5 separate regions of the Homo sapiens genome follow, and regions 1, 3, 4 and 5 are each linked to region 2. A link is a contact called in ENCODE Hi-C or POLR2A ChIA-PET data. All regions are on one chromosome and are shown on one strand. Each heading gives the region's core, a stretch centred on a gene start or an enhancer-like site at or near the end of the contact. The rest is flanking DNA. Distances are from core to core; before and after follow the strand shown. Region 1 holds the start of SLC29A1 (solute carrier family 29 member 1 (Augustine blood group)). Region 2 holds the start of SCIRT (stem cell inhibitory RNA transcript). Region 3 holds the start of AARS2 (alanyl-tRNA synthetase 2, mitochondrial). Region 4 overlaps LOC105375070 (a long non-coding RNA gene). Region 5 holds the start of LINC01512 (long intergenic non-protein coding RNA 1512).

Region 1 (4,066 bases), core at 1-2,500, 150 kb before region 2:
GATACCAGCTCAGAGCATCTGGTGTCCCTCCAACTATGCCTTGGCCTGCTGAGGTGGGCCCCTGAAAGTAGCCACCAAATTGAGTACCTCCCTGCCTCCAGACTCCCAACACCTCTCCTGCAATTCTCCACTCCCAGGATTTCATATGGGGCTAGCCACTACCTGCAGATCTCTTGTCTTTTCTTCACAACCACCCATAAGCTAGTACTAGCACTGAATAGATGGGGCCAGCTGAGGTTCAGAGGGGTTGAGTCACTTGCCTGAAGTCACAGAGCTGGTGAGTGGAGGAGCTAGAATCCATATTAAATGTTCAAGCTCCTTTTGGAATGGAGAGAGGTATAAAAGCTGCTTCTCAGTTAGCCCTGTAGACTGGGAGGTGGGGGGAACTCTGATTCAACTAAAGGGAAAAATGAGGTGGAGACCAAGATCATTCCCAGCCTGACTTGAGTGTCAGGCAGCTCAGCCCCGCCCCATCACACACATCCTGGCATGGGGAGCTTACACAAGCAGGAGGAAAGTTGGAGGGTCTGGAGGCCACCGAGAGGAGTAGGCAAAGGGACTACCACAGGGCTGCAGAGAGACCCCTAGAGGTGTGAGGGCAGGGTTGGAGCCAGCCTTGACCTACGACTGCTCTCTCCTGGTAAGCAAAGCCGAGGACTGTTTGTCTTCACCCTCTCATATACCCTCACAGTAAATCAGTAAATGAAGACGTGCGCAGGAAGGAGACGCCAGGGATACGAGTTTAGCCAGTAAAAGACCGGGGTTAAAGAGACAGCCCCGCACCTCCGCTCGCGAGCCTGCACCTCCGCTCGCGAGCCTCCATCCCCATCCCCATCCCCATACCCCTCCGCCAGCGCAGTCAGCGGCACGGCCCCTCCCTGATACCGACCAGATCGATGGGGATCACCCGTCCACTCGCCTGCCCCTTGCGGAGGTCAACGTGACCGCAGCCTGTTTTAGGCCCGGGAGCCAGGCCGCCCCGCCCAGCTTGGGTCCCGGTCCCCGCAGGGTCCTCAGGCTCCCTGGCCCGTGCGCGCCACGTGCTGCGCGGCTCCGCACGCTCCGCACTGGGGCCCCACCCGGCGTCCCTTCTCCGGGCTGCGGAGCCGTCAGGCCCGCCCTCCCTGCCCTCCGTGGCAGGCGGGCAGCGGCGTCTTCCGCCCCGGCAGTCCCCAGTCCCCAGTCCCCGGCCCCGGGCAGCACCTGCCGCAGAAGCACTGCTCCCGCGCTGAGATCCGCGCGCTCTCGCTGCAGCTTCCCTCTCCCGCCGGGGCACATTCAAACCCGCCCTCCGCTGAGCTCGCCCCGCCCTGCGCCCACTGCCACCTCCCCGACGCCCGCGGCCCCGCCCCCGGCCCACCCCTGCCACCCCGCGGCGACTCCGCGCGCTCCGCCGCTCCCACCCCGAGCCCCTGCGCCCCCAGGGCCGCCTGGTCGTGTTATTGCGGTAGATAGGACCTCTTTGGGCCCTGCCACACCAAGGCTGTCTGTCCATCGTGTGGGGTACATGGGGCTGGAGGGTACAGCCACACATTAAGGACCTGCGCAGACTCCCATAAAATTCATCTCGGGACTGTTCCATTTACACACCCGCTGCTCAGACCGGCCCCGACGCTCCACGGCCCACTCCACCTCAGATATTCCGTTATCCCTTCCCAAGCCCTGCCCACGCCGCGCTTCCTCCACACTGCACCTTTTTCCTCCCAGCGCCCTCCCTTTCAGCGCCCCCTTCTTTCTTTCAGTCCCCCTCCTCTTCTTTTCCTTCAAAACTGCTTCTGTCCCCACCGCGCATTTTCTGTGACCAGCATGATGGGTTTTCCCATCCCTGACACATCCAGTCCCAGCCACAGACGCGCAAACACCACCCCACTCACAACTTTGACTTGGAGGGGGTATGTGCCTCTGCCTGTGCTTGCGTGTGCGCGCGGAGGGGGGTGGGGCAAAGCCCTCCAGCTCCCTCATAATTCACCCTTTCTAAATCCAGCACTTTGGAAAACTGAGGCACAGGTGGGAATGGGAAGAGAAAAAGCTAGGAACAGCCTTATATCCTCAGTGAATCCTATTGTCCCAGCCATCCTGACAGGCGGAAGCCTTGCTGAGTATGTCTTTCACTAGCTAAGGAGGAAGGTGTGGGCGTGCTGAGGGGTGGTCCAGCAAGTCCCTCCAAGGGAGGGGGAGGGAGGCCCTCTCTTTGGTCGGGCAATAAATGGGGTGGGGTGGGGGGCACTCCCTGCCCTTCCAGCAGTACTCAGTGCTAGAGGATGATCCTAAGGCTGGAAAGGTCCTGAGGAGAAAATCCAACCCACGCTGCCCACCCCATGCCCACTGACCCGAAGGGCTTGTCCCCTAGAGAAGCCACAGACACTGATTAACAACTGGCAGTACCTCACATCATAGGGATAAGGTAGTCCTACCCTGTCCCCAGAGAAACAGACAGGGCCCTAAGGAGAGAGGTGGCTTTTCTAATTAGGGTCAGTGGCTCTCCCCAAGCTACTCCAGAATGGGTGTCCCCAGCCTTCTGTTTCCATGCCCCACAGAGATGACACACATATTCCTTCCCAACCCTCCCCCACCCCACCCCCATCCCCCACATCCCCGCCAGCCCTAACCAGAGGGCAGGAAGATGGGTTTAGGTGGTATTTTTCCAGGCACAGCCCCATGACTTGAGAGTGGCTTCATGTCTGTCCACAACCCCCTAATTCCTGCCCTCATGTTTGTCCAGTCTCTCTCTCTTCCTCTCCTAGCCCTCCTCTGCCCTCTGCCTTGGCCCCCTTCCTCGCTCCCCACCCTCCTTTCCTGGTCTCTGGGTCTGTGGGGGTGGCAGGGCTAGTGGTCAGAAGATCTGCCAGGCATGGCAAGGCTGGTGGCCAGTGGCTGCAGTTGTGTACAGAGGGGGCTGGAGGTGGAAGAAAACTGGAGGGAAGTGGTGAGGGTCTCAGGCCAGACTGGGAAAGGCTGGTTCCTCTCCCCACCCAAACTGGGGCCCTGCCAGCTCGGTGGATGGCAACAGCCAGGGCTGTTATTGTTGGAGAGAAGTCCGTCTGGCATCCATCCTGCTGGGCCCCTAGCCAACACCCACACCCCTCTGTAGCCACCTCCCAAGCAGAGGTTGCTGGGTGCCAGGGCCCCCTGCTGGACAGCCTGGGAGCCCCAACTTACACAGGCCTTGCCTGGAGTTTTTCTAGCCAGGCCTTGCCAGCTCTCTTCAGTCTCTGCCTGGTCTTCTGGCTTCTCTCCCTCCCTGAGCTCCCTCAGGTCCCTGTCGAAGGGGTGGGGTGGGAAGGGTTGGTCCTGCTGCACCTCTACTCTACACCTTATTCACCACCCTATATGGGACCGTGGCTTGGCCCAGACTCCCTCCCCAACTTGGCAGGCCCCATGCATGCCTCACCACCTCACACACAGTCCTCTCTCTCCCCAGGCATGTGTCCTCTCAGCTGTCACCAACAAGTCATGTGTGTTTGCTGGAAGTGTGTTTGCTTGGCCTGGGGGTTGGTAACCAGCACATGTCTCATGACTGTCTGTGTTCTCAGTTGTGTTTGTGACTGTATCTCCATGGCCTTGTGACAGGGCTGGGACTAGGGAGAGGCCAGTGAGGCACTTGCCAGGGGTGTAAAATGTAAGGGGGAGCCAAAAAACTCATGAATCAAGATAAATTTTAGGCCAGGAGTGGTGGCTCATGCCTGAAATCTCAGCACTTTTGGAGGCCGAGGTGGGAGGATCACTTGAGCCCAGGAATTCAAGACTAGCCTGGGCAACACAGTGAGACCCCATCTCTACAAAAAAAATTAAAATAAATTAGCCAGGCATGGTGGCTCGAGCCTGTGGTTCCAGGTACTCCAGAGGCTGAGGCCGGAGGTTCACTAGAGCCCGGGAGGACAAGGCTTCAGTGAGCCATCATCCTGCCATTGCACTCCAGCCTGGGCAACAGAGCAAGACCTTGTCTGAAAACACAAACAAACAAACAAAGATACATTTTAATGTAATCAAAATAAGTTTGTTTTTTTTTTTCTTTTCTTTAAGATGGAGTCTCACTCTGTCACCCAGGCTGGAGTGCAGTGGCGTG
Region 2 (4,198 bases), core at 382-2,881:
CCTCAAAAGGCCTGTTCCCACCACCCCAGGGCACCTGCTTTTTCTGCAGAGCCACCCTAGTCCACTTTGGGTCTTGCTCTGACCTGGGGCCCAGGAGAGGGTCTCCTAAGTGGGTGGGTACACACAGGTTTGCTGTGGTCCAGAAGGAGGCTGACCAGAGTTTGAGAGTTTGAGCCCAGTTAGGTCACAGCCCCCTACCTCCTCCCCTCCCCTCTCCTCCCCCTGTCCCCGCCCTGCCCCATTGCTTTCAGAGTAAATTAACTAATTACCTCCAATTAAAGCACCTGGCTCTCTGTATCCTCCTAGGCCTTCAATCACTGCTTCTGGGAGTCCTCTTCATCCAGGCAGGGTCTGGAAGGGGGCCTGACCAGTAAGTTGGAAGTCAGTGAATCAATGAAGTGGGGCGGGGAAGACAGGATGGAGGAAGCCCACAGTGCCATTTACTGCTTGGGAGTGGTCCAGGCAGCCAGGACCTCTGACTTGGCCAGCTTGCAGACTGAGGTTGGGTCTGGGGACTTGGGCCCTAGGGGGGCCTGTGAAGGCTGGGAGCAGGAGCTGCCTTTGGAGGTTAAGTCCCTGGTGAAGGGCCTGTGCAGATGTGTGCAGATGTCAAGGCCCTGAGGGTGACCCTAGAAGCCCCTCAGCAGGAGAAGCAACTTGAGGGTCAGGTCCTAGAAGCTAGCAGTTCTTGGCACCTGCTGCCTCCCTCACCCAGCAGGCAGGGAGAGACTCCAAATGCCTGTAGGCCCAACCAGTCCCTCCTGTCTTTAACCCCAGCTGGCTCCTCCTGCTGCTCAGGAAGTGAAAACCCCTCCATTCTTTTCTCCGGGCCCCCTTGGTGGCCCCCAGGCACAGGCCCAACACTAGCTCTGCCCAGCACTGTCCTGGCCCACCCCACGTGTAGGACGTGATGGGGAGGATACCTGGTGGCAGGAGGCAGACTGATGGATTGTTGACCTGGGTCTCACCTCTGGACGAGCTGGCCATTCCTGGGGACTGGGCAGGGTCACGCCAGGCTGTGACTCAGGCCCCTGCCCCACCATGCCAGGGACCTGGGCTTGGGCCATCCTCTGTGTATGTGGGGTGGGGTGGAGCAGAGGTTTGTCAATTGGAGGCTTCTCTTTGGGGACACCTCTCACAGCCCCAGGGAGCCAGACTATGACTAGAAGGATCAGGGTTTCCATGGCTGCTCCTCCCCACCCACCACCCCAATAGAGGCTGACAGGAAGGACTCCCAAGCAGGGCACAGCAGCCATATGAGTTAGTGGGTGTATGAGCCATCCAGGACAGGGGTAGGGCTCAGCACACAGGAAGGGCCACTCCTGGGGTGTCCTGAGCCCCTATCTGCCAGCTCGGCTTGTCTCCCTAGGCCCATGGAAAGCTGGCTCAAAACTCCCCACCTCCAGGAAGGCGTCACCATGCCTCGCTTGTTTGTGGCCAGCCCAGCGCTGCTCTCAGCTCCCACTTTTCACTTGTTTCTCTGCCTCTTGTCCCCTTTCCCAGATCCACCAAGCGTCTATGGGCAGACTGTTTTTTCCTGCACTTCCTAGTGGCCAGCAGAGGGCGCCGCCAAAAGACTGAGGCCACCACGGAGGGAACAGGAGAATCGGCTTTTTGGGGTCTAGCCACTGTGCAGAGCCCAGGCGCGTGGGTCGGTGTCGGGTGTGTGTGTACGTCTGTGTGTGTAATGAAACTGGACGCCTTCCTTCCCGGCGATCTTGACTTAACCTGTCAGCAGAGGGCTTGAGGTTAGACCACAGGTTGAACCTAGGTGGCTGCTGGAGAGGTAAGCCCAGGTGGCTCTTGGCAGGAAGAGGAGGATGAGTGAGTTGCTCCCTTCTAGCAACCCAAATGGGAAGGGACAACGGAGGTTGCCAGCTTTCCTCCCTGACCCTGGAAGAAGGGTTGGGAGGGGTTGCACAGAATAGCTGGTGTCCCACCCTGTGGGAGGAACTGCTATGGACATCTGGGCCACATCTGGTTTCCTGGCAAGGCAGGGAGCTGGTCTGTTTGGAATTCTTGGTCCACCGCTTGGTGGTCCCTCACCATTACATTCTAGGAGGACCCTTTACAAACAGGTGTATAGGGCGCAGCCCTGTAATGCGAGTGAGTCCACAGCAACCTAGTCGTGGTCACACTCCTTTGGAAGTGGCCCTAGGGGCCTGGGCAGCAGCCTGCTCCTCTGCGCCACTCGACCTTTCTGTGGCCATGTTGGAGTCTGCATGCTGAGATGCTGCCCTTTCCCCTTGGAAATGCTGGGAAATGTGCTCTGGTGTCCATCCTGGCCATGCCTCTTCCTCCAGGTGGGGTAAGAGATGAAAAGAGGAGTTAGTCTGCAGTACCTCTTAGGGACCCCACCCCATGAAAGGCGGAGTGGGGAAGTGCTTGCTGTTGGGTCACCTCCACGAAAGCTTGGGAATGCGGTTGGGACGGGTAGCGGGAGGAGGGGTCAGCAGGAGTGGTTCTTTCTTGGGTCTGGATTCTGGGTTTTGGGGACGAGACAACACGGAGGAAACCCCTCTTGGTCGGCTTGGTTCCAGGAGGCTCAGGCCGGGAGATGGCCGTAATGGCCTCGCAGAAAGAAGCGGGAGCGGGGGAGGGGGAAGGCTGAGCATCGAGCCCACCCGGACTCTCCCTCTGTCCTCCCCGCTGCGGGGGCCCACCCCTTCGCCCCCACCCCTCTATCTCCAGGGCCGCCGCGGCCCCTCCCCGAGACCTGGGCGCCGCCTCCCCCTCCCCTCCTCCTCCCCCTCCCACCCAGCGCTGCAGCTGCTGCCGACGGACCATTCTGCACGTAGCGAATGGAGGAGACGCACAAGGGAGGCCTCAAGTGCGCGCGCGCGGGAGCCGGAGCGGCGCGGGCGGGGGAGCGGCTGCGGGCGCGCGTGCGCGTGCGGCGCCGGCTTTGATCGCGCGCGCCGAGCTCCGGAGCGCGCTGCTCTTCTGAGCGCCGGGGTTGGGGATGCTGGGCGGTGAGCCTCCGTACCCTCTCCACTCCGCGCACGCTCTGTTACCCCTCCAGCAAACCCCGCCTCCAGCCAGGACCCTTTTCAGTTGCCACCCCAATAGTACTGTCCTCTGCGCGTAGTAGGGTCTTCTGTTACGGTGTGCCGGGTGACGGATTGTACAGTCAGCCAGGTCCTGGGCTAGGGTTTCACAGAGTTCAGAACATGCCCGTGTTCATGACCATATAGTTTCACTTTTGCCCCAGGATCTCTCAGCCTGGAGGCCCTCACCCGCCTGCCTCTGCTGCACCTCAAACCTAGGCAAGCCCCATAAAGCCCCTTATAAGGGCTTGGGAAGAAAAAACAAAGGAGTGCTTTGACTTTTATTTCCTCTGGGATGGGGAACTCCCAAGGGAGTTCATTTCCCTTTCACCCCCTCCTATGTTACCTGCACAGCTCCTACTCCCTGGGGTGTCCAGGACTCTGCTGGGCCCTGCCCACACCACTGACAAAGGTGTGGTATGGTAAGCACAGAGTCTGCGTCCTGGGACAACCCAGGGAGTACAGGGAGGCTGTGTCAGGCTATGGCAGGCAGGGCCTTCATCTTGGAGGTGTCTCCTGACTTCCAGGGGCACTCTCTTCACTTCCTGAATCCCTGATCAGGAAGGGGATTGGCAAGTGGCTGGCCTGCCACCTGGGCCACTGGCAAGTGGGTGGCCGGGGGGGGGGGGCTGTCTTCCTTCCCTGGATGGGCTACGTTGGCACCTCATTCCACCTTCCTCACTGTGCATCCTGGCTCTCCTGGCTAGGTGGGCATTGGGCAAGACAGGTGACAGGGCCTTGCAAAGGGATGTCTGAATAGGGTCGGTGGTGTTTTGAACCTCCCTGTGGGAGTGAACTGAAGGGGACTGGTCTGTGGAATGTGCAGGTGGAGGTAGCTGAGAGCTCTTTGTCACGTACTAACTTAAACTGGCCCCAGTTGTTTGACCCCTCTGAGCCTCAGTTTTCTGTGTAATGGGAGTACAGCATTCACCCAGCGGGGCTGTTGAGGATTAAAATATAATCTGCCTATAACATGCCTCATATGTTGGAGGCATGTATGAGGTAAACCTTTTTTTATTATTGTGTTTGAACTGGCTGAAAGTCTGGGGACATTTCCCTCAGCTTTGTTTCCATGGATAGAGTGAATTCAAATCCCGGAGCTGGCAGCTCCTTGGAATTTGAAGGTGGGCTTTGAGAAAACTGTAAAGAGG
Region 3 (4,276 bases), core at 1,058-3,557, 240 kb before region 2:
GTCCCAATCCTAGATGAACCGCTTTGCTTCACTGGGAAATATTAAAAAGAACCTAATGATTCACCAAAGAGCACCACATTTAAAGAAAAGAAAATTATCATTTTTAGTGGCAAAGACAAAATTAGATGAGAGAAAAACCTACTTCAAACAGAAAACAACTAAAAACATTTTTCTAAAAATCCATGGTACATGCTACAACATGGATGAACCTTGAAAATATTATTTTATGTGAAAGAAGCCAGTTACAAAGAACCACATATTACATGATTCCATTTACATGAAATGTCCAGAATATACAAGTCTGTAGAGACAGAAGGTAGATTAGTGGTTGCCAAGGGCTAGGAAGGATGAGACGATTGGGGGTTAATGGCTAAAGGATTTGGGGTTTTATTTGGAAGTAATGAAAATGTTCTAAAAGTGATTGTGGTGATGGATGGGCAACTCTATGTAAATATACTAAAAGGCATTGAACTGTATACTTTATTTAAATGGGCGAATTGTATAGCATGTAAATTATATTTCAATAAAGCTGTTTTAAAAAAATTATATGGCTCCACACTAGATCCATGTTTGGAGTTTCTAATGTAACACAATGACTTTCTGGGCAAAATCTGAAAAAAAAAAAGTTGATGTCAGTACTGAGTAGAGGCCCTGCCAGGTTTGTATGGCAAAACACTCCCATCTCAGTTTGGGAAATAATTTCACAGTCTTGTCTAAAGATCATCAATCTCAGCTGGGCGCAGTGGTGCATGCCTGTAATCCCAGCACTTCGGAAGGCTGAGGTAGGCAGGTCAGCTGAGGTCGGGAGTTCAAGACCAGCCTGACCAACATGGAGAAACCCCATCTCTACTAAAAATACAAAATTAGCCGGGCGTGGTGATGCATGCCTGTAATCCCAGCTACTCAGGAGGCTAAGGCAGGATAATTGCTTGAACCCGGGAGACAGAGGTTGCAGAGAGCCGAGATTGTGCTATTGCACGCCAGCACAACAAGAGTGAAACCCCATCTCAAAAAAATAAAAAAGTCATTAATCACACAGAAATCCCCAGCTGGCTTTAGCTTTCTGTTCCAGAAACACTGGAAAAACCAAAACAGGCCAAACACACTTTCAAAACAACACCTTTAATCTATGTGGGCAAAGGGAGAAAAAGGGGATCATGGAATAGGAGTTATAGGTGCTGTCAGAACACAAAGTTAAGAATTTACTATCACTATAGAAATTCAAGTCCAATGTAGATTCCGCAGAGAAACTATGTATACAAAGACCCCAAATAACTTAACACACACAGAATCGTGGCTAAAAGAGACCACCCTGATGGCTAAGGCCTTCTCGGTTATTACACTGACCTCAGCTCTGGAACCTCTATTGAGTTTTAGCTTTGGCAGATTCTCTTCTGTCTTCCCAATCTGTTTAATTTCCCAAGCCAAGGGCATCATGAGAAGCCCCATGAGCACCCTGATTGCATCCACAAGGGCCTGTTGGCTTCAGGGTCACAGCTGTTACTATGGAAAGACAGAAGGGAGAGGTAGAACAGGTATATCTCTTATCCTAAACGAAAACACACAAAACCTTAGGGCATTAGAAGGCTTAGAGAGTGAAATCTCTGCAGCTATTAGCCAACAGCTTCCTCCTGCCTTGACGACCTGGATTCTCTCTGATCCCCAGGCAAATGAGAAGACCAAATGTTAGGCAATTAATAATATAGCAGATGCTGTTTGGCTTCTGTGTTCTCCTATAGACTCCTGCTTCACGGGCAAAAATGGCCGTGTCTGATGCCAAGGTCCAAGGAAACTGGCAAATGCCTAGAACAGTGCCTAGCACATACTAGGTCTTCAATAAATATTTGTTGAATACCTCTTGAATGAATGCTGATACTCCCCTGTCACTCTCTGCCTTCTTCCCTCAGCCTGGAAAAACACACACAAAACACACACACACACACACACACACACACACGAAGTTGAATCCACACCTGTTTATTGCAACCCCATCTGTAACTTTGCAAAACTAATAAGCACAACAGCAATTACTGCTAGAATACGGATTTCAGTGGGCAGGGCATTTTGTCAATTTTGTACCCTAAAAGCCCAAAACAATGCCTAGCACATAGTAGGCTCTCAATGAATATTTGCTTAATGCCGAATGAATTAAGAGCCTACTATGTGCCGGGCGCTGTGCTAGACTCTGCCAGCGACCCAATCGATCGCTTCCACCCCGGCGGCAGAGGCCGCCCCCTGAGTCCTCCTACCGCCAGGGGCCGCTGTAGGAAACGCCTGGCTTCCTTCCCTCGTCACTCTTTGACCACGTAAAGTCACTGCCCGGAGCTACGATGGCAGCGTCAGTGGCAGCTGCAGCCCGGAGGCTGCGGCGGGCCATTCGAAGGTCGCCCGCATGGCGGGGCCTCAGCCATCGGCCGCTCTCATCGGAGCCCCCTGCAGCCAAGGCCTCGGCCGTGAGGGCCGCCTTTCTGAACTTCTTTCGGGACCGCCATGGCCACCGGCTGGTGCCCTCCGCTTCCGTGCGGCCCCGCGGCGACCCCAGTTTGCTTTTTGTCAATGCGGGCATGAACCAGGTGAGGGCCGAACCATACTGATAGGGAGCGGAGTTCGTGAGTTTTCTGGTGAGAAAGACGCTGCAGGATTGGGCAAAAGAAGCGAGAGGCGGAGTTCGTAGCTTTTGGGGAAAGAGGGCGGTGCTTGGTTGGGTAAAGTGATGGGGGTACGGCGCTCAGAGTATAGGGAGGGCTTGGGGAGGGCTTGAGCTGGGAACTTCTGGATTGGGATTGAGTATTAGGTCCAGAAATGGCTGGAGTGGAATCCCGAGGGAGAAGTCTGATTTCATTTATTCGTTATTTAAATAAAGATAACGCTTTCATTAAATGTTTATTGATCACCTATTGTTTGCTGAGTACTATTCTCTAAGGTTTTGGTTTTTATCAACCACTCATCTTTTCTAGACTTCATTGTCCTCATCTGTAAAATAGGGGCGGCATAAGTTAACCTTAGAGGCCGTCTGGGCTCCCTACTAAATGAGTCTCAGTTTTGTTCCCTGAAGTTATTGGGTGTGGTTGAAGAAGCTGAGACGGAGGATGCCACCTTTCAGCGTCCCATTTCCAGCTCCCAACACATTCCTCCTTCTTTTACCTTGCCTATTTTACTAGGCAGAGGGTCTCCGGTTCATGATTTGTTTACCTCTTCTCTGCTCCCCACACACCAGAGATGGCTGTCCCGAGGCTCCCAGTTTGTCCTCATAGACCAAGATTACACTGCACTCTCAGGGGCACAGTCAGCCTTCGGTCTGAACAGCCATCCCTATCCTCACTCCCCACATTTCCCTTCTACTGAGAAATTGGATATCCCTCTCCCCCTCCCCACTCTATGTGCTTCCAGTTCAAGCCAATCTTTCTGGGCACCGTGGATCCACGAAGCGAGATGGCAGGCTTCCGACGTGTGGCCAACAGCCAGAAATGTGTGAGAGCTGGAGGACACCATAACGACCTGGAAGATGTGGGTCGAGACCTTTCCCATCATACCTTCTTTGAAATGCTTGGCAATTGGGCCTTTGGGGGTGAATATTTTAAGGTGAGTCTCTGGGGATCAGTGATCAGCCAAGAAGGGAGTCAATTTGTCCTGTTTCCATTGTACTGTCTGCTTAGGCAGGGCCTCATACCAGATGTGGAGGCAAAGTGCTAGTTGAGCCGGTGTAACAGGAATTACCTCACCTCCCTGATTGGATTGTAAGTCCCTGAAGGGCAGAGACTGTACTTTCTGCCTAATGATCACTCAAAAATTGTTGTTTGAATAAATGGTCAAACAGCAATGCTAAGGTGCTTACTGGAGTTAAAGATCACTCTAGGCTAGAGTAGGCAGAGAATTTCATGTGAAAGTGGGACTTGGTCTGGGACTTGAAAGAAGATAGGACTTAGAAGAAGGGGGAAGCTTTCTGGGCAGGAAAACACTCAGAGGCAGTAATGGTTCATGGCTTATTCTGGGAACAAGATGGCAGCAGAAATGCTTTTGTCTTAAGTCGGGAGCTAAACTCATGTGGCTTGATTACTTCAGTGGGGTCTCCCTCTCACCCGTCTTCCCCCCCCACCCCATGCTGGTTTCTGCTGCAGGAGGAGGCTTGTAACATGGCCTGGGAACTGCTGACTCAGGTCTATGGGATCCCTGAGGAAAGGCTCTGGATCTCCTACTTTGATGGTGACCCCAAGGCAGGGCTGGACCCAGACCTGGAGACCAGGGACATCTGGCTGAGCTTAGGGTAAGTCAGCCC
Region 4 (4,278 bases), core at 704-3,203, 240 kb after region 2:
CAGCAGAGGCAGCTGGTATACAGGTGGGTACCACCTGGAGCATGAATTCTGGCTCTAAGTGTGGCACCACCTGCTTGGGCGGTACACTCTCTGAATGCGCAGTGAGGAACGGACTGCAAATCTCTAGGGTCCCTCCAGCTCTAGTAGCCAGTGGTTTCTCCTTCCAATCAAGGATTTTTATTGGGAAGTCACACAATTGATCTTGCTACTTTGAAATGTTGCCGTAACTTTAAAGGAGAAGTCCTACTGAGGCAGGCCTAAAGCGTAATAAAATTAGGTTAGCTGTAGGGAGGAACTTCCAAGACCGTGCATTACAAGGCACAGAGGATTGTAAAGCAAAACCAAAGAATATCTCTTCTGGAAATCTTTTAAAATGCAAGAAAGATATTCCTCAAAGGCCGAGTCTGACTTTGCTGGATATTTGGGGCCTTTTATTACTATTGAAAGGGGAGAGAGTGTGACCTTTCCTCAAGCCAGGAAAGGGTTGGGGGGGCCTTGATGGAGTTCCCAGTGCCAAAGGATAGAGAGCTGAATGGACCCAGGGCCTCACCCCTACCTCCTCCATTGTCCCCTGTTCCCCTTAATGAAGGCTCAGACCAGAACAACCAATGAGGCTTGGAAAATCCGCCTGTTGTGTGAGGGGATTTTCCATAAATCTCCCTCATTCAGGCAGCGACAGCCCCGTGCCCTGTGGAGGGAGGGCTGCCTGGCTGCTGGGGACCCTTGTTAAGAACAGGTGCTTTCTAGCCAGATCCCTGTTCCTCTGGGCCCCTCAGCCACCTAGGGGCTTTTGTAGGGAGGTAGTGAGGAAACCCACCCAGGCTTCCAGGAGCCATCTCCAAGGAAAATAACCTTGGGCCCCTTCAAGCCTGCAAGGGTGAGAAAATGGGCTCTGACCTACCAATGGGATTGCAGTTTAGAGGGTTGTTTTGCATAAATCTGTTCACCACCCGTTCAAGGCCTCCCTTGTGAAACATTATAGACCTCACCACGGAGTATGGGAGCCACTAGCCACATGTGGCCATTTAAATCTAAATTATCAGCTTGAACAATGTTGTGAAACCCTACCTCTACAAAAAAATTTTCTTAAATTAGCCAGGCGTAGTGGCGTGTGCCTGTAGTTCCAGCTACTCAGGAGGCTGAGGTGGGGGAATGGCTTAGGTCTGGAAAGTCGAGGCTTCAGTGAGCCGAGACTGCACCACTGCACTCCAGCCTGGGCCACAGAGTGAGACCCTGTCTCATTCATAAATAATCTAAATTAACTAAAATTGGGTTTTAAAACTACCGTAAATCAGATGCATAGTTTAAGTGCTCGGTACCCGCGTGTGGCTAGTGGCTACTGTTTTCCACAGTGCGGCTCGAGAACATTTCCACCATCACAGAATGTTCTAGCGGACAGCACTGCTTAGAGCTGACACTAAACAGAGCAGCCTTCCATTAGAGCAGAAATGCAAGCACTGACAACAGGAATAGAAGAAGTCTTGTGCTGACAATGGAGAAGGCTCCAGGGACTCAGGAAGCCCCAGTCTGAGGGGAAGGCACAACCCTGTCCTCAGGGAGCGCCCAGCCCAAAAAGGGTTAAATAATTCCTTGGTCGGATCTTGTTTTCCTGAGCAGGTGAGGGGGAAAGGGCCCAGCTGTCACTTAGCAGGCTCATTAGTGATGTCTGCTGGGGCCTTGCCCTCCCCAGGGGTAATTATTAACAGGCCTCAGGTGTGAGAGAGCATGCAGCCCAGGCCTCACCCTCCCGTTCAGCTGACTTGGCCAGCTGGGCATCCTTGGTTGGGGCGGGAGGACCCCAGAACCAAGAATCCCAACTGGAGAGACAGCCCTGGGGCTGCCTGAATAATGATACCACCAAGACCTGGCTCTGTGGCCCCCGTTCCCCAGCGCTCCCACCCTGAGTTAAGCCCTGCTCTGTGTTTGATAAGATGGACTGCCAACCAGGGGGCACAGCACTGACCAGGAAGGCTGCCCGCCACTTCCCAATTAAACTGTTCAAAACTGGGGGGCCGTCCCTGCAGCCTCACTGGGGAAAGTCTAATCTCACCAAACCTGGGCCAGGGCCCCTTGCCTTGTCAGCAGGAATTTTCCACATTTGCTGAGATTTCTGTTTGTCTTCTCCATTAGCTCAACAAGCATAGATGGAAAGATGACTAAGATAATTAGTGACTGACAGTAGCTCTGACCATGGGGCCAGGCCAGGAGTGAGTGGCAGGGGCTGGAGTGTGGCTGGAGAAGCTGTGAGTCAGCCAGAAAGTGTGAGCGCAGGGCCTGTACCAGGCCTGGAGACCTCAGACCAGACAGGAGGGAGCCCAGAGCAGACCCATCAGAGTCAGAGGCAAGGGACAGAAAGAGCAAGTGATAGCTCCTGCCTCATAACCATGGAAACGGCTCCAAACGGAGGCCGCCTCTACCAAAGAAGACTCAAGCCCCTGGGTGGGTCAGTGGGCCTGAGGAGGGAGAAAGAAGCCTATTCCACAGCTGCAGCCCAAACCTGGCCCTCAAATGGCCTATGTTCACATGGCACAACAAGCAAGCAGGGATGCCACTAGAGAGAAAGCCCAACCTTAACCTCTTGCCAGTAGGGATGGGGTAGGGGAGCTGGGTTTAGAACCTTCTTTCTAAAGCATATCCCAAGCTTACCTCAGCCATCACCCACTTCAGTAGGCTCCCAATTCTTTTGATTATATACCTCTATCCACAGAAAATCTGTGACATATGCCCCTAACATGTATATAAGATATACAATATGTGCTACCATACTAATAAATTATGTACATTATAAAGGACAAAAGAAAGAATAAAAGTGAGGTTCCAATGTCTTCCCAAATGTGGATACAGTGTGGAGACTGTTGATTTACTTAAAGAGTGCGGGTGACACATTTCTAACTAAGCTCAGTAAATGAGCAAATCTTCCTGTGTTTGCAAATTCAACATCAGCCAGTCCTCCCTGGTTAACAGTTAAGATTAGTTGCTATCTCAAAATTATTTTGAACTTGAGCTGACCCTTATGCTGGGATGGAGATGGTAGCAGAGCTGGCCATGTCAGCTGACAGCAGGCTCAGAGCACCCCCCACCCCACATGGTGACTTCGCCCATGCTGTTCCCTCTAAGTAGAATGTCCTGCTGCCACTTTTCACAGTGGCAATGATTTGCCTTCAAAACTCCACTCTTCTCCAGGATTTCTTCCCTGAATTCCAGGCTGGTCAAGTGTCCCACCCCTAAACTCCCACAGCCCACTATGAAGACAGTACTGACTTTAAACAAAATGACAGACAGCGGGTCCTCAAATAATGTCATTTCATTCAACATTGTTTTTAAGTGAGAAAAAAATTCATTTTATTATACGTAATTTCACTTAAAGTTGCAATTTCCAAGGACCTATTGATGATGTTAAGTGAGGATGTACTGTACCTCTATTCTGGAATGTACTGTGCTGCCCTGGAACAATGTGTTTAACCCTCTGCCTCCCTGACTTGATTGTACAACTCCTGAAAGGCAGGGGATTGCTTTGTTCATCTTTGTATCCTCAGCTATCAGCATATGCAGACACGGATATATCCACCCATGTCCGCTCAGCACCCACCATTCTGACACTTTGAGCCCGTTTGGATTCCCATACAGGGCAGGTCAGAAGTGCCAGGGAATTGACACCCACTTCCCTAGGATCTCTCAACCAATGGCTACATGATTTCATGGCTAATACGCTAGCTCCCTTGCCCGCTGGCTGGGTAACTTTGAGATGAGTTACCCAAAGGTCCCCAGTTGCATACAGCAGTCACCTACTCAGTAGCAGGCATTTATTTTATTGGCTTCTTTCTCTTTCCTGCCTCACTTCTCTACTCCTTTACTGGTGTTTTATGGAAATCTTCCAAATAAACTATTAATGCTCAAGTCCTTATTTCAGAGGAAACCAGCCCAAGACACTGACATGTAATAGGTGATCAATAAATTCTAATTAATGAGAATCTATTGAGCAACTTCTATCCCAGCCATTGAGGGTCGTGGGAGGAGAAAGCTCACTAGGATGGAACAGCCACAGAAGCTTCTTGAGGAGTTGGATTGAGCTGGGGCATTCAAGATGGGCAGGGTTGGAGCAGGCAGACAGGAATGCAGATGGAGTTCCCAGCAGAACGAAGGGCATAAGCAAAGGTGGGGAGGCTGGAATGAAGCCTACCTATCTGGAGGGCAATGAGGAAGCACTGAGTGACACATCATATCTCCGCCCCAAGGGTTTTCCCTTTTCCATGCCTAGTTCCCCAGGTTCCTCTTTCC
Region 5 (3,960 bases), core at 441-2,940, 180 kb after region 2:
CTTTGACTATAAAATGGGGATGTGAATCTATGCCCTGCCTTCCTCACTGGGCAGGGTGAGGAGCAAATGCTAGGGTGTCTGCTAAAGTGGTTTGAAATCAGCGGCTCCTCATGACTACAGGAGAGTATTATTATGATCAAGGACATCTGGTTCACCCCACCTGGGCCAGGCCCTGGGGCCAAAAGAGAAAACAAAGATGTGATCTTTCCCTTAGCCACCTTCTGGTCTGCTGGGGCCATGGAAATGACCAGCACCCCATTCCGACAAGGCGGGAGAGCTGAACCCATAGGAGCCGAAAAGATTCAGTAATGGGAGAGAAACCTGACTACTGTAGGAGGCTTCCTGGAGGGATGAATCAACACAGGGAAATGAGGCTTTTTTTCTTTTCTTCTTTTTTTTTTTTTTTTTGAGACAAGAGTTTCACAATTGTCACCCAGGCTGGAGTGCAATGGCACGATCTCGGCTTACTGCAACCTCCACCTCCCATGTTCAAGTGATTCTCCTGCCTCAGCCTCCCGAGTAGCTGGAATTACAGGCGCCTGCCACCACGCCCGGCTAATTTTTTTGTATTTTTAGTAGAGACAGGGTTTCACTATGTTGGCCAGGCTGGTCTCGAACTCCTGACCTCGTGGTCTGCCCGCCTCAGCCTCCCAGTGTTGGGATTACAGGCGTGAGCCACCGCGCCTAGCCCAGAAGGCTTTTTAAAGCAAGCCCCATGGGGTCACTTAGAGAGGGCACCAGCTGCTCCTGACCCACACCAAACCCCCTGTCTCTTTACAGGGCTTTTTCATTAGAACACGTCCTCTCATTTGATATTGAAGATAGCCCAGTTAGTCATTTAGTCGGCAGAGGAGTCCCCCAGCCAAGAAGGCGCAGCAGTGGGTTCCGGACAGGGGCTTTTCCCTGAAATGCAGGTTCAAGAGGCCAGGCGCGGCCCCTCTCAGCACCCCCTCCGCCATGCCTGCCACCCTCCCCTTTTCTCTCCTCGCCCCTCCCCTGCTCCTCTACCTGGAGGAAACACAAATGCAGATGGCTCTTTTGATGTCTCTGGGGATCAAAGGTTTGGCTTTGGAAGAAAGATGTGCTGCTTGAAAGCCACCCAGAGCCTGGTCTGCACAAAAGCCCTTTCCCGTGAGCCCCTCCCGCCCGGCCCTGGGCGCCCGCACCTGACTGGCCTCCTGCCGCCCCCCCCACCCCAGCCTCCCCCCACCATGCGCACACAGCACACAGCAGGGCCGGCGCTCACGCTCACCTGAAGCACGTTCCTCCTCTCTTTTGTTGGATGATTTGTCTGTGAAACATGTTGTCCCCGCTGGGCCAGGCACTGCTATGTCTCAGAACAATGAGAGAGAGAGAAAGACGAAGAAAGAGAGAAAATGACAGAGGCAGCGCGTGAGATGGAGAAACGCTGGAAGAAAGAGAAACAGGTGGACAGAGGGAGAGAGGATGAGCAGACAGGGGACACTCACAGGCGCACAGAGGAGACGCAGGAGGAAAACCCAGCCTTAAGAGGAGCAGAGAAGCAGAAAAGGGAACAGGCAAAGACAAGACGGTGAAGAGGAGATGGATGAGGCATCAAAGGGATGGAGATGTTAAAAGATAGGCCAGAAATGAAGAGGGAAGAATGAGATGGGAAAAGAGGGAAACAGCTGTAGAGACTAGAAAGGAAGGCTTCCTGAGCTAGGTGCACGCAGGGAAGCTGAGCCTCTAGTCGGGGGCGGGCAGGGGGTGGTTCCTGCCATGGCTCTGGGTACCCCTACCCTGCCACTGACAGAGTCCCGGGGGTGGGACCCAGACTCCCCACAGCCCACTCCCTCACTGCTAGCTCCCCCCACCACGAGGTTCTCTCCTCCCGCTCTGAGACCCCACGCCTCCCAACCCAGATGAGACTGCCAGGTGGCCTCCAGACAACGTGGCTGGACAGGGAGGGCCTGGAGTTAGCAGACCTGGAGGAGGGAAGGATCCATGGCAGCTTGGTCAGGAATCCCTGTGTCTCTCTCCACAGAGGAGTGAAGTCTGTGCCCTTCCCCTCCATTAGCCCTGAAAACCCTCCGGGCTGGAAACCAGGGGAATGGGGGCAGGGCAGGAAGGCCCGTTCCTTCCATGCAAGCTCTCTAAGGCACCTTCCTGCTACTGTGTCCTGAGACATCACAACCAATTTCTTCCACCGACCCCCACCTACCTCTTGCCTGGCCCTTCACTGTCTCTAGGGTGGAAAGACCTAGACTTCCTGAAGCCGGGGCCCCTGTGTCCTCTGTCTCCACCCTCTCACCGACTGGCTAGGTGGCCTTCAGCCCATCATTTCTTCCCTCTGAGCCTCGATTTCCTTATCTGTGAAATGGGAAATAAGCACAGTGCCTGCCCCAGAGGCTGGTGTGAGGGTTCAATAAGATTAAGGTGGCCATGTGCCTAACACAGCGCCTGATATGGGCAAAGGAGCAGCTGAGGAGGTCCCCGTCCCAGCCATGGCCATGGCCATATCCACAGCAGTGGTAGTGTCAATGGCTGGCGTGGGATGAGAATTCTGGCCTTGCCCAACTCACGGGGACAGTATGAGGCTTATAAAAGCTAAAGGATGGTAATCCCAGCACTTTGGGAGCCTGAGGCGGGTGGATCGCCTGAGGTCAGGAGTTCGAGACCAGCCTGGCCAACATGGTGAAAACCCGTCTCTACTAAAAATACAAAAAATTACCCGGGCATGGTGGTGCACGCCTGTAATCCTAGCTACTCAGGAGGCTGAGGCAGGAGAATCGCTTGAACCCAGGGGGCAGAGGTTGCAGCGAGCCTCCTGAGATCACTCCACTGCACTCCAGCCTGGACGACAGAGTGAGACTCTGTCTCAAAACAAAACAAAACAAAACAACAACAAAGCTAAAGGATGGGAAAGGCATCCCCGCCAGCAATGCTGAGGCTCAATGCGGACTCCTGCAGCCAGGCCCAGCTGGAGCCCTAGCCATCAGGGCGGCTTCTCCACCAGACACACCAGGCTCAGCCCCAGCCCATGGTACTCCTAGGAGCCCACAAAGTATTCTGAGTTGTTTTAAAATCAGAGGGAAGAAATGATCTTCTAAGTCAACAGAAATGTTTTCATATATAATGTGAATATATTTACCTTTATCCCAACACAACTGTAAAATGTAACTTTTTACTTTTTTAATGGAAAAAGGGGTCCATGACAACAAAAAATGCTTATGGCCCACCAAGTCCTAATGTGGTCCTGTCAGCCACTTCTGCTGGCCAGGGAGGAGCAGGACAAAATGCACTCTTGGTGGCTTTAATAGACACAGCCCTGACCAGAGGGGTGTAAAGCCATCCTGGGATGTGGGGCTGGGGGGTGGCAGGAAGGAGAGACATGGGTGATGGCAGCAGAGACACAACAAATAAGAGATTTTGAGGCCCTGCCCTTGGGTAGGCCTGAGGCCAAAGGGCACATAGTGCCATACCTTAGAGACCCCTAATTTGAGAGAGAAACATATTCTCTCCTTTGGGGAGCCCCTAATCTGAGGCGGGGGGTGCAGCCTGTCCTGAGGGAACCCCAGTCTGAGAGTGGAACACAGCCCTGCTTTCAGGGACTCCCAGTCTGAGAGAGAGAGACATAGCCCTGCTTCTGTGAGCCCACATCTCCAAGAAAAGACAAAATATAAAACTAAAACAAAGCAAGCTACTAGTGGTGGGAGGGTGGAAGACATCAACGCTGTAGTGTAAATAGCTGTATGTCCAACAGAGAAACCTAGAGAGAGTTCCTTCATCGCTGGCGGTGAGAGGGAGGCATCTCAGCAGAGATGGAGCCCCTGGCCATGGGCAGGAAGAGACGTGGGGACAAGCAGCAGGCAGGGACATGTGGCAGAAGGGGATCCTTGCTCTGCCATCAGGGCAAGGGTTTGAATGAAGAAGAGAGGATGGTGGATCTGGGCATGGTGGGGTCTTGATGCCCATTCCTGCCCCTGTATGCCATGCCCA

What was found. A loop is a pair of places that touch in the nucleus more often than their neighbours do. ChIA-PET counts read pairs that join two places held with the same protein, here RNA polymerase II (POLR2A). Pooled maps may share reads with other maps.
Region 1: a loop to region 2 is called in a map with no recorded cell type, with 5 times the contacts of the local background. The contact joins the promoter of SLC29A1 here to the promoter of SCIRT in region 2. A Hi-C loop is called at or near these places in 1 of 37 single-sample maps with no recorded cell type and 7 of 50 pooled maps. POLR2A ChIA-PET finds 5 or more read pairs at or near these places in 5 of 52 experiments (Caco-2, GM12878, HepG2 and 2 more).
Region 3: a loop to region 2 is called in a pooled map, with 4 times the contacts of the local background. The contact joins the promoter of AARS2 here to the promoter of SCIRT in region 2. A Hi-C loop is called at or near these places in 2 of 50 pooled maps. POLR2A ChIA-PET finds 5 or more read pairs at or near these places in 4 of 52 experiments (GM12878, H1, WTC11 and 1 more).
Region 4: a loop to region 2 is called in a map of K562, with 4 times the contacts of the local background. The contact joins the enhancer-like site here to the promoter of SCIRT in region 2. A Hi-C loop is called at or near these places in 7 of 168 maps with a recorded cell type or tissue (IMR-90, K562, PC-9 and 3 more), 7 of 37 single-sample maps with no recorded cell type and 13 of 50 pooled maps.
Region 5: a map of dorsolateral prefrontal cortex shows a loop between it and region 2 (2.1-fold over the local background). The contact joins the promoter of LINC01512 here to the promoter of SCIRT in region 2. A Hi-C loop is called at or near these places in 3 of 168 maps with a recorded cell type or tissue (dorsolateral prefrontal cortex and head of caudate nucleus), 1 of 37 single-sample maps with no recorded cell type and 5 of 50 pooled maps. POLR2A ChIA-PET finds 5 or more read pairs at or near these places in 2 of 52 experiments (H1 and WTC11).

Annotation. Positions count from the first base shown.
Region 1 is chr6:44,220,779-44,224,844 of GRCh38, reverse strand. It overlaps SLC29A1 (solute carrier family 29 member 1 (Augustine blood group)), which reads right to left and starts at 1,250. Exons shown (of 13, transcript NM_001372327.1): 1 at 1,204-1,250. RefSeq lists enhancers at 171-320, 563-1,421 and a silencer at 1,011-1,410.
Region 2 is chr6:44,072,085-44,076,282 of GRCh38, reverse strand. It overlaps SCIRT (stem cell inhibitory RNA transcript), which reads left to right and starts at 1,631. Exons shown (of 5, transcript NR_125864.1): 1 at 1,631-1,786. RefSeq lists enhancers at 551-620, 1,741-2,000, 3,021-3,120, 3,161-3,220 and silencers at 2,511-2,770, 2,861-2,940.
Region 3 is chr6:44,311,378-44,315,653 of GRCh38, reverse strand. AARS2 (alanyl-tRNA synthetase 2, mitochondrial) reads left to right here and starts at 2,307. Exons shown (of 22, transcript NM_020745.4): 1 at 2,307-2,573; 2 at 3,391-3,582; 3 at 4,119-4,264. The coding sequence starts at 2,331. LOC124901322 (a long non-coding RNA gene) reads right to left here. Exons shown (of 3, transcript XR_007059594.1): 3 at 1,107-1,503. RefSeq lists an enhancer at 2,003-2,562.
Region 4 is chr6:43,831,331-43,835,608 of GRCh38, reverse strand. The region is part of intron 1 of LOC105375070 (a long non-coding RNA gene); the gene reads right to left. Among named protein-coding and RNA genes, the nearest start is that of LINC02537, 19 kb to the left of the region's middle. Within about 2 kb of position 1,953, at least 2 of the 41 ENCODE cell types and tissues checked have a DNase peak (open chromatin) inside an H3K27ac peak, as active enhancers do.
Region 5 is chr6:43,888,758-43,892,717 of GRCh38, reverse strand. It overlaps LINC01512 (long intergenic non-protein coding RNA 1512), which reads right to left and starts at 1,690. Exons shown (of 2, transcript NR_024478.1): 1 at 1,253-1,690. The region is part of intron 2 of LOC105375070 (a long non-coding RNA gene); the gene reads right to left. RefSeq lists an enhancer at 2,270-3,231.